2 separate regions of the Homo sapiens genome follow, and region 1 is linked to region 2. A link is an interaction called in ENCODE POLR2A ChIA-PET data of the cell type or tissue named here. Cell type or tissue: PC-9. All regions are shown on one strand. Each heading gives the region's core, and the rest is flanking DNA. Links, peaks and the distances in the headings are about the cores only.

Evidence for each region. Peaks named below come from ENCODE experiments on the same cell type or tissue, not always from the same donor. Only the 100,000 strongest peaks of a DNase experiment are listed, where the experiment ranks them.
Region 1: POLR2A ChIA-PET joins it to region 2 with 7 read pairs; 2 of 35 experiments call an interaction of 5 or more read pairs at or near these places.

The regions. Positions count from the first base shown.
Region 1 is chr17:41,610,408-41,615,407 of GRCh38, forward strand. KRT16 (keratin 16) reads right to left here and starts at 2,360. Exons shown (of 8, transcript NM_005557.4): 1 at 1,751-2,360; 2 at 1,232-1,314; 3 at 938-1,094; 4 at 662-823; 5 at 447-572; 6 at 1-144. The coding sequence starts at 2,281. RefSeq lists an enhancer at 3,391-3,939. In PC-9, for the core only: no CTCF peak of the experiment used is centred there; a DNase peak (open chromatin) is centred at 2,564; H3K4me3 peaks cover 1,253 bases; H3K27ac peaks cover 1,816 bases.
Region 2 is chr17:41,501,717-41,509,756 of GRCh38, forward strand. It overlaps KRT13 (keratin 13), which reads right to left and starts at 3,896. Exons shown (of 8, transcript NM_153490.3): 1 at 3,340-3,896; 2 at 1,927-2,009; 3 at 1,571-1,727; 4 at 1,221-1,382; 5 at 971-1,096; 6 at 658-878; 7 at 3-28. The coding sequence starts at 3,834. In PC-9, for the core only: no CTCF peak of the experiment used is centred there; DNase peaks (open chromatin) are centred at 4,055, 4,875 and 5,985; H3K4me3 peaks cover 3,158 bases; H3K27ac peaks cover 4,276 bases.

The DNA.
Region 1 (5,000 bases), core at 1-5,000, 110 kb after region 2:
CTGGTACTCCTGGCTCTGCTGCTCCATCTCACAGCGTAGCTGGGCCAGCTGCTCCTCCACACTGCCAATCAGTCCCTGGATCTGGGACAGCTGCATGCAGTAGCGGCCTTTGGTCTCCTCCAGGCTGTTCTCCAGGGATGCTTTCTGCAAGTGAGAGAGAGAAAAAGAGTCCATGGAGGTGGTCACTCCTGTTCCTCCAGGTCTCTGGGCATGTTTTTTGAGAGATGCCTGGATTTTGATCCCAGTTGGGGTACTGATGGGCCAGACAATATGGAGAAAAGCTAGCCCACTATTCTAGGGCTTAGTTTCTCTATCTATATAACGGTCCCATGAGTCCCCTGGTCCCATCCTGAGAAAAGAAAGGTGGAACTAGACTGTGGCTTTTTGAGGGGGTGGTGGCCATTACTGGTGACTTGGGGGCTGCTGCTGTGCTGGGTCCTTCATACCATGCTGAGCTGGGACTGCAGCTCAATCTCCAGGCCCTGGAGCACCCTCCGGAGCTCCGTCACCTCACTGCGGCTGCTCTGTACCAGTTCGCTGTTGGAGGCCACTTCTTTGTTCAGCTCCTCGGTCTGAGGCAGGAAAGCAGAGTGAAAGGTGAGGCTCTCCCAAAGCCCCCAGCTGGGAAGTGCTGCAGGCTCACTGCGGGCCCGAGCCCCACCTTGCTCAGGAACCAGGTCTCAGCGTCTCTGCGGTTTTTCTCTGCCATCTGCTCGTACTGGTCACGCATCTCATTCAGGATGCGGCTCAGGTCCACGCCAGGTGCAGCATCCATCTCCACGTTCACATCTCCGCCGGTCTGACCTCTCAGAGCAAGCATCTCCTGGGAAGGGATGGCAGGAGGCGGTCAGTTCAGCAGACTTCTCTCCTGGCCCTGGGTGCATCTGGCAACCCCACCAAACCAGCCTCCCACCCCGGAAGCCAGCAGCGACCGTACCTCCTCGTGGTTCTTCCTCAGGTAGGCCAGCTCCTCCTTCAGGCCTTCGATCTGCATCTCCAGGTCAGTCCTGGCCAGGGTCAGCTCATCCAACACCCGGCGCAGGCCATTGACGTCGGCCTCCACAGTCTGCCGCAGGGCCAGTTCATGCTCATACCTGGCAGGACAGAGGTCAGGTCCTCAGGCTGCAGCCCTGAGGATTCTGAGGCTCGGGGTCTGCTGGCCCTGCTGGGTGGACCGCCCCACTCTTTGTCCCTTGCCCTCTGCCCCCAGCCCACCATGCTGGCTGCTCACTTGGTCCTGAAGTCATCGGCTGCCAGCCTGGCATTGTCAATCTGCAAAATGGGCTGCGCATTCTCAATGGTGGCCGCAATGATCTGGAGTGGGGATGGAGGACAGGAGCCCTGGTCAGCCAAGGACCTTACTACTTGAGCATGAAAGGCAGAAAGGGGCAAAAGGAACCGCCCCAAATCTGGAAGTCTTCTGGCTGGCAGGGCTGGCATGCCTTCTCCACCAGCTCAGGCTACGTAGGGATGCACTCCATCCCGATCACCCCCTTCCTGGGCCCAAGGCAGGGAAGCTGAACTTGCAGCTGAACCCTTGAAGGAAATAAGAGATTTAGGGTAACAGCCCCAGTCCGGGCACAGAGATACTGAAAAGGGACCCTCTGCTACCACTTCCCTGGGTGATCCTGGCCACTCCCCAAAGGTGCCCAGTCTCCCTGTTTGTAAAGTGTAATTGCTAAAAAGAGGTATCCCAAGGGCCACTGTAGCCCCAGCCTCTCTCAGTGCTCCATACACCAAAGTCACCCACCTTGTTCCTCAGGTCCTCGATGGTCTTGAAGTAGGGACTGTAGTCTTTGATCTCACTGGGCCGCTGCCTCTGGTACCAGTCACGGATCTTCACTTCCAGGTCGGCGTTGGCCTCCTCCAGAGCACGCACCTTGTCCAGGTAGGAGGCCAGGCGGTCATTGAGGTTCTGCATGGTCACCTTCTCACTGCCCACCAGAAGCCCATCACCACCAGCAAAACCACCACCAAAGCCAGCACCCAAGCCACCACCGAAGCCAGCACCAAGGCCACCACCATATCCTCCCCCGAAGCCACTACCAAAGCTGCTGCTGCTGCTGAAGCCACCGCCATAGCCGCCCCCCAGCCCGCAGGCTCCCCCAGAGGAGAAGCGAGAGGAGACAGACAGGCCGCCCCCGTAGGTGCTGGGGGCACGGCAGGACCCTCCGGCCAGGACGGAGGAGATGCGGCTGGAGCCGCCCCCGATGCCGCCTCCGATGCCGCAGGAGCCCTTCATGGAGCTGGAGGAGGTGAACTGGCGGCTGCAGGTGGTCATGGTGCCAAGGAGGGAGGTGAGCGAGTGAGCAGTTGGCTGAAAGAAGGAAAGGTGCTCAGGAAGGCTGAGAGCGTGCTGTGGCTGCCTCCAACCCCAGAGACCTTTATATGCAGCTGGGGAAGGCGGGGCCCTCCTAACTGCTGACTCCAGGTTCCCCTCTGGATTTCATCACTCCCGGTCCCGTCCAACTCCTCACTCTGGATTATTCAGCCCAGGATCAACTCTGCTGTGTGCCGGCTCAGAGTTCCCACCCAGCTTTGGGGGTGTGGGGCCGAGAGAAAAACACAGAAATGCGAGTTCGGTGGTGACTCAGGCTAGGCGGTGGGGAATCAGGCTCCCTTTCCTGGAGCCCTCGGGGCCAGTCGGGCCTTGGCACAGGTGGCTTTGTGGCAACTGCGTCCCCAGGCAGTGAGTCAGCCCTTCAGAAGAACTCCCTGCCCCACAGTGACAGCCTTGGCTGAAAGAGAGCTCAGTGATGCCATCCTGGGCTGTCTTGGGGAGCAGTTGTGGGGATCCCACATGTCCCACTCTGGGCAGGGGCAGAGTTCCTGTCTTCACTCTGCTTGCTGTGTGGCCTGAGGCTCCCCACCTCCCACCTCTGGGCCTGTTTCCCCTCAGTGACCAGGCTGGACTGGGTGACTGCAGAGTCCCTTCTGTTCTAAAAATCCTATAACTCTCTTTCCCCTCTTGGATCTAATTCCAGTTCCAGAGGCTGCCTTGAGCCCCCGGGATCTCCAGAAGTGTGTGCACCATACAAACAGCACTGGCCATGGAGCTAGACAGGCGGCACTGAGTCCCTGCTCTGCCCTTACCAACTGTACAGCACAGGCTGGTCCTATAGCCCCTTGGTCCTCAGTTTTCTCATCTGTAAAAGGGGATGACACACCACTAGCCACAAAGAAACATGCGCGAAGGACCCCACCGGCCCTTCCCCGAGGGCCAGCCCTGCCCCTCAGCCTCCCCATCCTGCCCCTCCAGCCACCTGCTCCTCACACTCACCTCTACACACTGGCACCATCCCGCACCCCTAAGCAGGGCCCTGCGCCCCCCACACTCCCAGCTGAAGAACACCACAGCCCCACACCTAGCTCTGCCACTCCTCTACCGCCCTCTCCTAATCACAGGCACCCCACCTGCAGGCTGGTGGGAGGGAGCCCCATCCTGCCACTACAGCCAGGTATGACCCCTGACCCCACCTGGGCCTCAGAGTCCCCCCCTACCCTGTAGAAACAGGACTAGCCGGGGATCCGTTCCCAGCAGTTCTCTCTCCTGTGTCCACAGATCCCAGGCTAGGCCTGGCAGCTCCATTCATCCAGCTGAGCTGGGGGAGAGCACTGGTTATGGGCCCACTCAGGCATGCATGGAGAGCCCAGTGTGTGCCATACAGTTCTGTGAGCGTAGAGATTCACTCAAAGTCACTCTGCTTTAAGCTGCAGAGCTGCAACTAGAACCCAGAACTCTGGCCCTCTCCAGGCTCCCACCATGCCTGCAGGCGGGGCCAGTATACCCAACTCTCACCCACCTCCCCACGATCACTGGCAGGAGGTCTGCCCATGGTGGGCATGGCCTTGGCCTGAGAGCCTGGTCCAGCACCGAGGACTGGAGGGAGGATGGAGGGGTCTGGGCACCAAGACGGGGCCTCCTCAGGGTGCTGTGGGGCATCCCTCGGTGCTGGCCACTGGCCTTGCTCTGCAGTGTCTCTGTTGAGGTGAGGAGCCCAGAGACAGCCTGCTTCTGCCTGAGCTCCACTGGGGCAGGCAATTCCTTGTCTCAGCAGAACCAGGGTTTTGTCACTGCTACATCTCCCCTGGTCATTCATCCCAGAGGTAAGAGCAGAACGGATGCACATCCCTTCAGAGTCAAACCTGGGAGAGGGAACCTGACACTCCTCACCCCTACCCCAAAAAGGGGCAAAGGGGACCCCGGAATCTTGGACAAAAACCTCAGTGTTCAGGTGTCAGGTTGGGCCTGGAGTTCTGGTCCATCCACAGACCCATCACCCTCAGAACTGAAAATGGTCTTCAAGGTCACCAAAGGCTATTAATACCCCAACTGGAGAGAGCGAAAGCCTTATCCAGGTTAAGCAGCACAAAAGTGAGAGAGCAGAGACTCGAGCCAGCTCTAACTCCCAAGCCAGGATTCACACCGACTCTCGTAGTAGAGTCTCTGAGAACTCTTCACTCTCTGCCCCCATCGTGTGTGCATGCACACACACCCCTTTCTCATTGGCTCACTGCCCCCCACCAAGTTCCCCATTCCAGGAGGTGTCAGGGCGGGATTATACACAAGCCCAGCACTGCAGACCTGGGGATCTGCATGGGCTGAGAAGCTGCAGGAAGTTGCTGACCAACGCGCCAAACTGCTCAGCCAACTCCATAGATCACGCACCTGCTGTGTGTACAGCTCTCGGGGGCTGGGGGTGAAGAGGGAGATGATGACATAGTCTCTGACCTTAGAAGAACTTATCATTTGACCCTGGAGGGAAAACTAATGCTGGAAAATACAGAACCTGGCTAGAAACCCTGGGGTGCTGGGCTTGCCTGCCATGCCCACACCACAGGAGGCAGCTGGGGTAGGCATTGCCCCGCTGAGCCTCAGCAGTAGAGGAGGGGGCTGCCCTCCTGGCCTTGATCCCTGAAAGGGTCCTAGCAGAGAGAGGCACCAGCAGGGCCTCAGAGGATCTGAGTTGACAGAGGAGGAGGAGGAGGCGTTTCCTGTG
Region 2 (8,040 bases), core at 1,198-6,197:
ACCTGCTGAGGAAGGGAAACCAATCATCCTGGGAGAGAGGACAGAGGTGGCCATGAGCAGAGGGTAACTGAGGGCAGGTGCTTACCTGTTCCTCTGGGGAAGTGCCTCGGCTTATCATTTCAAGCCCCTGGGCTGGACTCTAGTGCCTCCTAGCTGTGCCCCCAGCTCAAGGGACAGCAGCATCAGGTGCCCACTGGGACTGTCTGTCTTTCCTGTCTGTCTGTCTGAGAGGTCTCAAGGGGAGATATTATTAGCCACAAGATTCAGGGTGTTTGTCTTCCCTCTGGATCGCCCAAACCCGCAACCCTCCACCTGAGCCCTGAGCCCACAGGGGTGGCTTGATTTCTGCAAAGGGTCTAAAGGCAGTTAAAGCACCATAGTAATAGCTTTGTTCAGCTGAGCTGTATCCAAGCTCATGTTTTTCCAATATCAGATGTTCCCTCCATGGTCTCTGTTCCCTCCAGTCTAACTTGGAGGCCCAAATTAGAAAGTTTAAAGGTGTTAACCCTGCAGCCTACCAAGGAAATGTCCCCGTAAAGTCAGACAGTGAGGGGTCTCCTCTCTGACATGAGGGGGTGGATCTCTAAGGCCCTGCCTGCTCTGACACCCACGGGTCCTGCAGTCACTATCCTAAGAAAGAGGCTGGAGAGGACCTACTTGGCGTCCTGGCCCTCGAGCAGGCTGCGGTAGGTGGCGATCTCCTGCTCCAGACGTGTCTTGATGTCCAGCAGCATCTTGTACTCTTGGTTCTGGCACTCCATCTCACTGCGGAGCTCGCTCAGCTGGGCCTCGATGCTGCTGATGAGTCCCTGGATCTGCTGCAGCTGCAGGGCATAGCGGCACTCCGTCTCTGCCACCGTGTTCTCCAGCCCCGCTTTCTGGTGGAGCGACAGACAAGAAGTTACAGAGGGAGCCAGGCCAGAGGGAAACCTAGAGGTGGTCGCCACCGGGCAGGAGGCTGCAGGCATACCATGCTCAGCTGGGACTGCAGCTCAATCTCCAGGCCTTGGAGCGTGCGCCTGAGCTCCGTGATCTCTGTCTTGCTGGTCTGAATCATGGCAGTGTTGGTAGACACCTCCTTGTTCAGCTCTGCACTCTGAAATGCAAGCAGGAAGAAGGTGGTGGGGAAGCTCAGCTCGAGCAGCCTGACCAAGAGGCTGTGTCCGCCCGGCCCCCCTGGCTATATGGGATGGGCTATGTGGGGTGGGAGGGCCGGGTACCTTGGTGTGGAACCATTCCTCAGCATCCCGGCGGTTCCTCTCTGCCATGGCCTCGTACTGCTCCCTCATCTCTGCCAGCACGCGGGTCAGGTCAATGCCTGGGGTGGCATCCATCTCCACGTTGACCTGGCCGACCACCTGGTTGCTAAATTCCTTCATCTCCTGTGGGGATGGGAAAGGAAGATGTGTGAGGCTACTCATCCTCCCTCTCCTTGGCTCTGAGTGCTGGCAGAGTGTTCTGGAGAGTGTTTCCAGGTCCCACAGTGGAGGACTGTGTCCAGTTGCAGGGGAGGGCTCCTCCTTCTCACTGGAGGTTGTTGAGCCCAGGGCAGCCTGCAATTCCCGCTCACCTCTTCATGGTTCTTCTTCATGTAGGCTAGCTCTTCATTCAGGCTCTCGATCTGCATCTCCAGGTCAGTCTTAGACAGAGTGAGCTCATCCAGCACCCGGCGCAGGCCGTTGATGTCGGCCTCCACGCTCTGGCGCAGGGCCAGCTCATTCTCATACCTAAAATAGTAAAAAAATGAAATGTTTTTTGAAAAAGCAAGACATAAATGATATGAGACATTCTCCCTACCCCTGCACGAGACTCCAGTACTTCCAGACCTTCACTCCTGGGATGCTCCAGTGTCATTGGTCAGATGAGCTTTTGTCTAAACTAAGAGACTCCTGGGAAAGGAGAGGGAGGGGGAAAAAAAAAACTCACTTGAGCCTGAAGTCGTCCGCAGCCAGCCTGGCATTGTCAATCTCCAGGATGACCCGGTTGTTTTCAATGGTGGCGGTCAGGATCTACAAAATGCAGAAGAAGGTAACCTCTAGGGCATGGGTGTCCAGTCTGTTGGCTTCCCTGGGCCACATTGGAAGAAGAATTGTCTTGGGCAACACATCAAATACGCTAACACTAACGATAGCTGATGGGCTAAAAAGAAATTGGCAAAAATAAAAAATAAAAAAAAACTCAATGTTTTAAGAAAGCTTACAAATTTGTGTTAGGCCTCAATCAAAGCTGTCCTGGGCCACATGCAGCCCACCGGCCACAGGTTAGACAAGCTTGCTCTGGGGGGTCCACGTGCTTGAGGAGGTGGCCTGGGAAAACATGGGCAGGACCTGGTTCCCATGGGGCTCTACCTCTAAACTGTCCTGTGAGCTGGGACAAGGCATTTCCCTCTGGGCCTCCATTGCTCTTCTGTAAAGTGAGGAGTGGGGCTGCATCCCCTCCAATCGTTTCTAACACTTTAATATTCCATGTCTGAGCACCCTGGGGGAGATGCAGGGAGTGCATTTCTGAGGAACGACCTGCTGAGAACATCTTTGGTTCGTCATGTCTTGGCAGCCTCAGACTAGCACCCTCCCTAGGCCACTGTCTTGAGATCCATCCCCTGAAAGTCAGGAGGGACTCGGCTTGGTGCCACATATCTCACAATCACTTTGCTAGAGCTGACTTCCCAGCTGAGTGGAGGGGAAATCCAACAAATATTCCCATCCCTTTGAATTTCTTGTCTAAACGTTTATATTCCAAAGCAGTGAAAGCCTGCTCCACATGGCTGAGACTCAGCCCAGGCTGGTAGATTTCTGCTCCAACAGGCTGGTATCACAGCACAACAGACAGGGCTCAACAAAGGGCACCCAGGCTCGGCACTGCCTAAGCCTCTGCCTCTCTCTCCCCCAACTTGGCCATCGCCAGTTGAGAATACCAGTTTGAATGGGTCCCCTACAAAGTAAACAATTATTCCCAGGGCAATGAATGAACACGTCTCTCTTTCTCTGTTGATTTCATGCATTCTTAATGGCTTTTAAACCTGTCATGTTTCCAGATAACTCAGTAGGTTAGGATTATAGAGATCGAGTCATGAATAACATAACTGTCTGGAAAGCAGTAAAAAAACTGACCTGAGTAATAACAATCATAAAAATGAATAATGAGAGAAAATGCATTTGGGGAGTTGTGGCATGAGAAAGCCCATCAGAGGTAGAGACTCTTGGTAGTCAAACAGTAGGCTTTTCCCCTGCAAGAAGTTTGTGAATTCCGTCCACACCTAGTCCCCCACAACACTGTGTTTCTTGGCCTTGGAGGCTCTGCCCTTCATGGAGGACCCCTCCTCAGCTTCCAAGGGCTCACCTTGTCCCGGAGCTCTTCAATGGTCTTGTAGTAGGGGCTGTAGTCCCGCTCAGGGCTAGCTGGGCTCTGCTTCAGGTGCCAGTCACGGATCTTCACCTCCAGGTCAGCGTTGGCCTCCTCCAGGGCGCGCACCTTCTCCAGGTAGGAAGCCAGGCGGTCGTTGAGGTTCTGCATGGTGATCTTCTCATTGCCAGTGAGGAGGCCGCCATCACAAGCACCAAAGTCAACAAAGCCACCAGCAAAACCCCCACCAAAGCCACCTCCAAGGCCACCTCCATAGCCACCTCCAAGGCCACCTCCATAGCCACCTCCAAAGCCACTACCAGCCCCTCCACCAAAACCACAGCTCACGCCGCCTCCATAGCCCCCAGCTGATCCCCCGGACACAAACCGAGTTGAACAGGTAGAGACACCACGGCCTCCTCCCAGCTGGCAAGAGCCACCCCCGAAACCACCTCCATAGCTGGCAGAGGAGCTCTGCAGGCGGAGGCTCATGGTGAGAGCAGGATTGAGAGCAGGTGCAGATAGAAGCTTGCTTGGCCTGGGCCGAGGACTGTGGCTCTTCCCCAGAGTGGACACCTTTTATACACCTCCATAGGGGCTGGTTATCTTCTCTCCTCCCTTCCCCACCCTCTGACTTGGTGCCAACTACACTTCTGTTTCCCACAAGCTTAGTTATCTCTGATCTCTCCAGGGTGGGTTGTGCCTTTTGGGGGTGGCTTTTTTTTTAATCCTTAACAAAAAGAATGATTCAGAGGGGACAGCATTCTGCCTGAGACTGCCCTTTTGACAAGTGAATTCTGTTTCACCTCCACTTAAGGAGTTCACTGTGCAGGCTCTGAGCCCCACCCAGTATTAGAACGGGACCTGAGATGCGGAGGCCTGCCAGGAGCTTCTGCGAGGAAAGTGGTGGGTGCAGAGTGGCTCTGTGCTTTGCAAGGTCACCGTAGCCCTCGACCTTCCTTTTTTCTATACCTAAAACTTCTGACTGGGATGTCCTGGATCCTTCTTAGCACTTCATCTACTCCAGGGGCCCCAGCAACTCTGATGACAAACTTTGCTTGGTTCGATAGAATCACCTGCCTTGAAAGTATTTAGACTGAGAAAGAAATAGCTCCGAGGCCATCAGAAAAAGTCACAGTGACAGAGACCTTAAGGGATCTTAGGGACCATCAGACACAGCTGTGGAAACTCAGGCATGGAAAGAGGAAGTGGCCCTGTCCATTATCATAGCGAATATTCTCCGAGCCCTCACCATAGGCAGGAACTGGGTGAAGTTACTTTACACTCATCATCTCATTTAACCTTCACAGCAGCCACAGGAGGAGGGTCCTACTATTGCCCCCATTTACACATGAGGAAAATGAACCTTAAGGGCAGAATCAGGACTGAAATCCAAGTCTGGTTCTGTCTGACGCTAAGGTGCATTTTTTAGGTACATTTTTCATACAGTAAAATGTATAGATCACGTGTCCAGCTTGATGTCACGCATGGGTATGCACGACCTGTGTAAACACCACCCAGGACATTCCCAGCATTCCATAAAGGTCCTTGTACCTTTTCCCAGTCAATTACCTGACTCCACACCCCTGGTGTAACCACTCTTCCAACTTCTGTCCCCATAGACAAGTTCAGAGGTCCTCAGCTAGAGGCTGCTTTGCTCTCCAGGGGACGTTTGACAATGTCTAGGAACATTTTGGTTGTCACAACTTGGGGGCACTACTGATAGCTAAACACCAGGTATGCTGCTAAACATCCTATAAGGTGCAGGACTGTCCCCACAGCAAAGAATTATCAGACCCAAAATATCAATAGTGTTGAGGTTGAGATGCCTGGGTCAGTCTGGCCCTCGGGTTGAATCACTCCATTACGCTGACTGCTTTAGGGCACAGTCACATCCAGGAAGACGGCCCTGTAATAATGTGAGCAGGGTCCTTTCTAGTACGCCAGTCATATGAGGTCTGTCCCAGCCAAGAGGCCACATAAGAGGATGTGACACAGGACCCAGGGCCAGGGTCTCAGCTTAGGATCCTGAGATGTGGCTGAGAAACTCAGGGACTATGTAAGAACCCTGCCAGAGGGAGCTTCCCCATTCAGGCTGGGAGAAAAGGACCTCAGATGGCATCTGTGAGGCCAGGATAGAAGGTCCTCCATTCCAGGGCTGACAATGGAGGACCCTGAATGCAGACTCCCAGGCCCCACTCACCAAGGGGCCAGGGTTGCTGTGGATGGCATCTTGGGAGCAGCTTTCTGGCCCACAGCAGCCACAAAGGTCTGGATGATACCAGGCCAGGGGCTGGGTGGGGTGGCACAGGCATGAGGTTCTCCTGGAACCCCCTTCACTGATTCAGCAAGATCAGAAAGGAGAAATCTGAGTCAGGGCTTTCTGGGCCTTTGTTTTCTGGGGTAGAGAAGCGGGCCTGTGCTTCCCGCAGGGGTATCAGCAGGGACAGAGCCAGGGCACGTTGCCAGTGTTCTAACAGCCTTGCGAGGCCAGGGATTCAGGCTAACCCCTGACCCTGCCCGGCCCTCCTGCCCAAGCTGATGGCTCAGCTCTCTCTCTCTCTCTCTCTCTCTCTGAAAAGGGGTGATTCAGCCCAAAGCAGGAGCTCTTGCTCTCTCGGTAGAGGATCAAAACTGACAAGAAGGTGATTAATGGAACCTGCCATGCCTGGGGTAACAATGCCCCAAACCTCCCAGAGCTGACAAGCAGGTTCAGGCCAACGCCTCTTAGAGTAACAATGCTGCAGATCCTCCAAAGCCCCAGTAACACAAACACGGAGTGGCCCGTGACATTCCTTCCTTTGCGGGGTCAGGGCACAGCCTCTGCCCGCTTAGCGGGGACTTGTAATGCCTTGACACAGGACTGCCTTCCTCCAACCCGCAGTGAATCCCAGAGCCCTCTGGGAGGAAGCTAGGCAGAGATCCAACCAGGGACCCATCTTTTTTCCTATTTCCACCCTGGTCCTAATGGAAGAAGGAGAGAGCGCTGGGGCTGAGGCACTGCTACCTCGTCTTAAGCTTTCTGCTTTGTTTTTTGGCAAAAACAACAACAACAACAAAAAGAAACCCAATGACTGCGGTCTCCTCCCAAGAACGTTTCAAGGGAAGGAGCAGCAAAACTGCATTATGAGTACCCCTGCAAGCAAGGCTGGGCTTAACACACTGTCACCAAGTCTCACAACAGGAGAGGGTTTAAGTCAGCCCCATTTTATAGATGAGGCAGCCAAGGTTCAGGGAGGGAAAGTCACTTATCCAAGGATACCAAGAAAGCAAGATTTAGACCTGGCTTCTGGCCTTCTCTACCCTGATGACATCTCAGCAACCTTGCTGTGAATTCAGATGTATGATCTCTGAATGTTCTTAAAACCCTTGTAATTCCCTGAGTAATAAGGGTGCTAGGAGCATCTTAGTTCTAATGTTTAGTCTTTAAGCCCAGTTTCTGACATAGAACTTTTACTCCCTTAGAATCTCCTAGTGAAAGGAGCGTCTTCTGTTCTAATGAGGTGATTCTTGGTGAGCTCCCGGAGGGAGGCTGGTCACCACAAAGACTTTCAGCCCACCCCATCGCTGGTCCTCCGGGAAGGGGAGAGGGGCCGGACATTGAGTTTGTAATTGACTATGGCTATGTGATGAAGCCTCCATACAAATCCTTAAACTATGGAGTTCAGAGAGCTTCCAGGTTGGTGAACAAGAACACATCCATGTCCCAGGAGCATGGTGCACCCCAGCTTCACAAGGACAGATGCTCCTGCTCTCAAGACACCTCTGCACCTCGCCCTGTGTATCTCTTCATCTGGCTGTTCATTTTTATCCTTTAAAATACCCTTTGTCATAAATTGGCAACAATAAGTGCACTGTTTTCCTGGGTTCTGCGAGCTGTGCTACCAAATTATTGAACCCGAGAAGGGGGTCATCAACCCCTTGTGGTGATCTGTAGCCAAGTCAGACAGAAGTTGTGGGTCACCTCGGGACCTACTCTTTGCAGTTGGCATCTGAAGTTGGCTGTGGGGGCAGCCTGGTGGGACTGAGCCCCTAATCTGTGGGGTCCGTGCTAACTACAGTTAGTGTCAAAATAACATTGACTTCTAGGACACCCAGTTGGTTTCAGAGGATTGTTTTGTGGGAGGACACAGAACTGTTCTATGTTGAGCATGGGTATAGATAGGAAAAAGTAGGGGTTTTTTTCTATATTCACATTCTATATATGTTAAAAGATAATAAAAATAACACTAGCTAACATTTATTGAAGCCTCGGTTAAGCACTCCACAGATGTAATCTCATTCGGTCCTCAAAGCCACTCTATTGTTTTTATTATACCCTTTTCTCAGGTGAGAAAGCTGAGGCCCAGAGAGGTTAAACATGTTTCCCAAACTCGAAAGTGCTATCGTGTCCATGGTAAGCCCCTTTCAGGCCAGTGCTGGCACCATCCCCACCCAAGCAAGGTTATCTTCTGTGGCCTTTCCCTTTCTCAGGCCAACCTGTCACCCCAGGCCGGGCCGGTGGACTGTCCTGCTTCCCGCCCGTGGGAGTGCTCATTCAGCACAAAATTGTTGTAGGAACTTTCTCATCCAACCCCCTCATGTCACCTGTGGGGAATCTGAGGCTCAGAATGCCAAGGCCCAGAATACTGAAGTCCAGGAATAAGCGGAATAAGGGGGGAAAAATGCATGAATTTCCAGCTGTACCACCAGCTCATC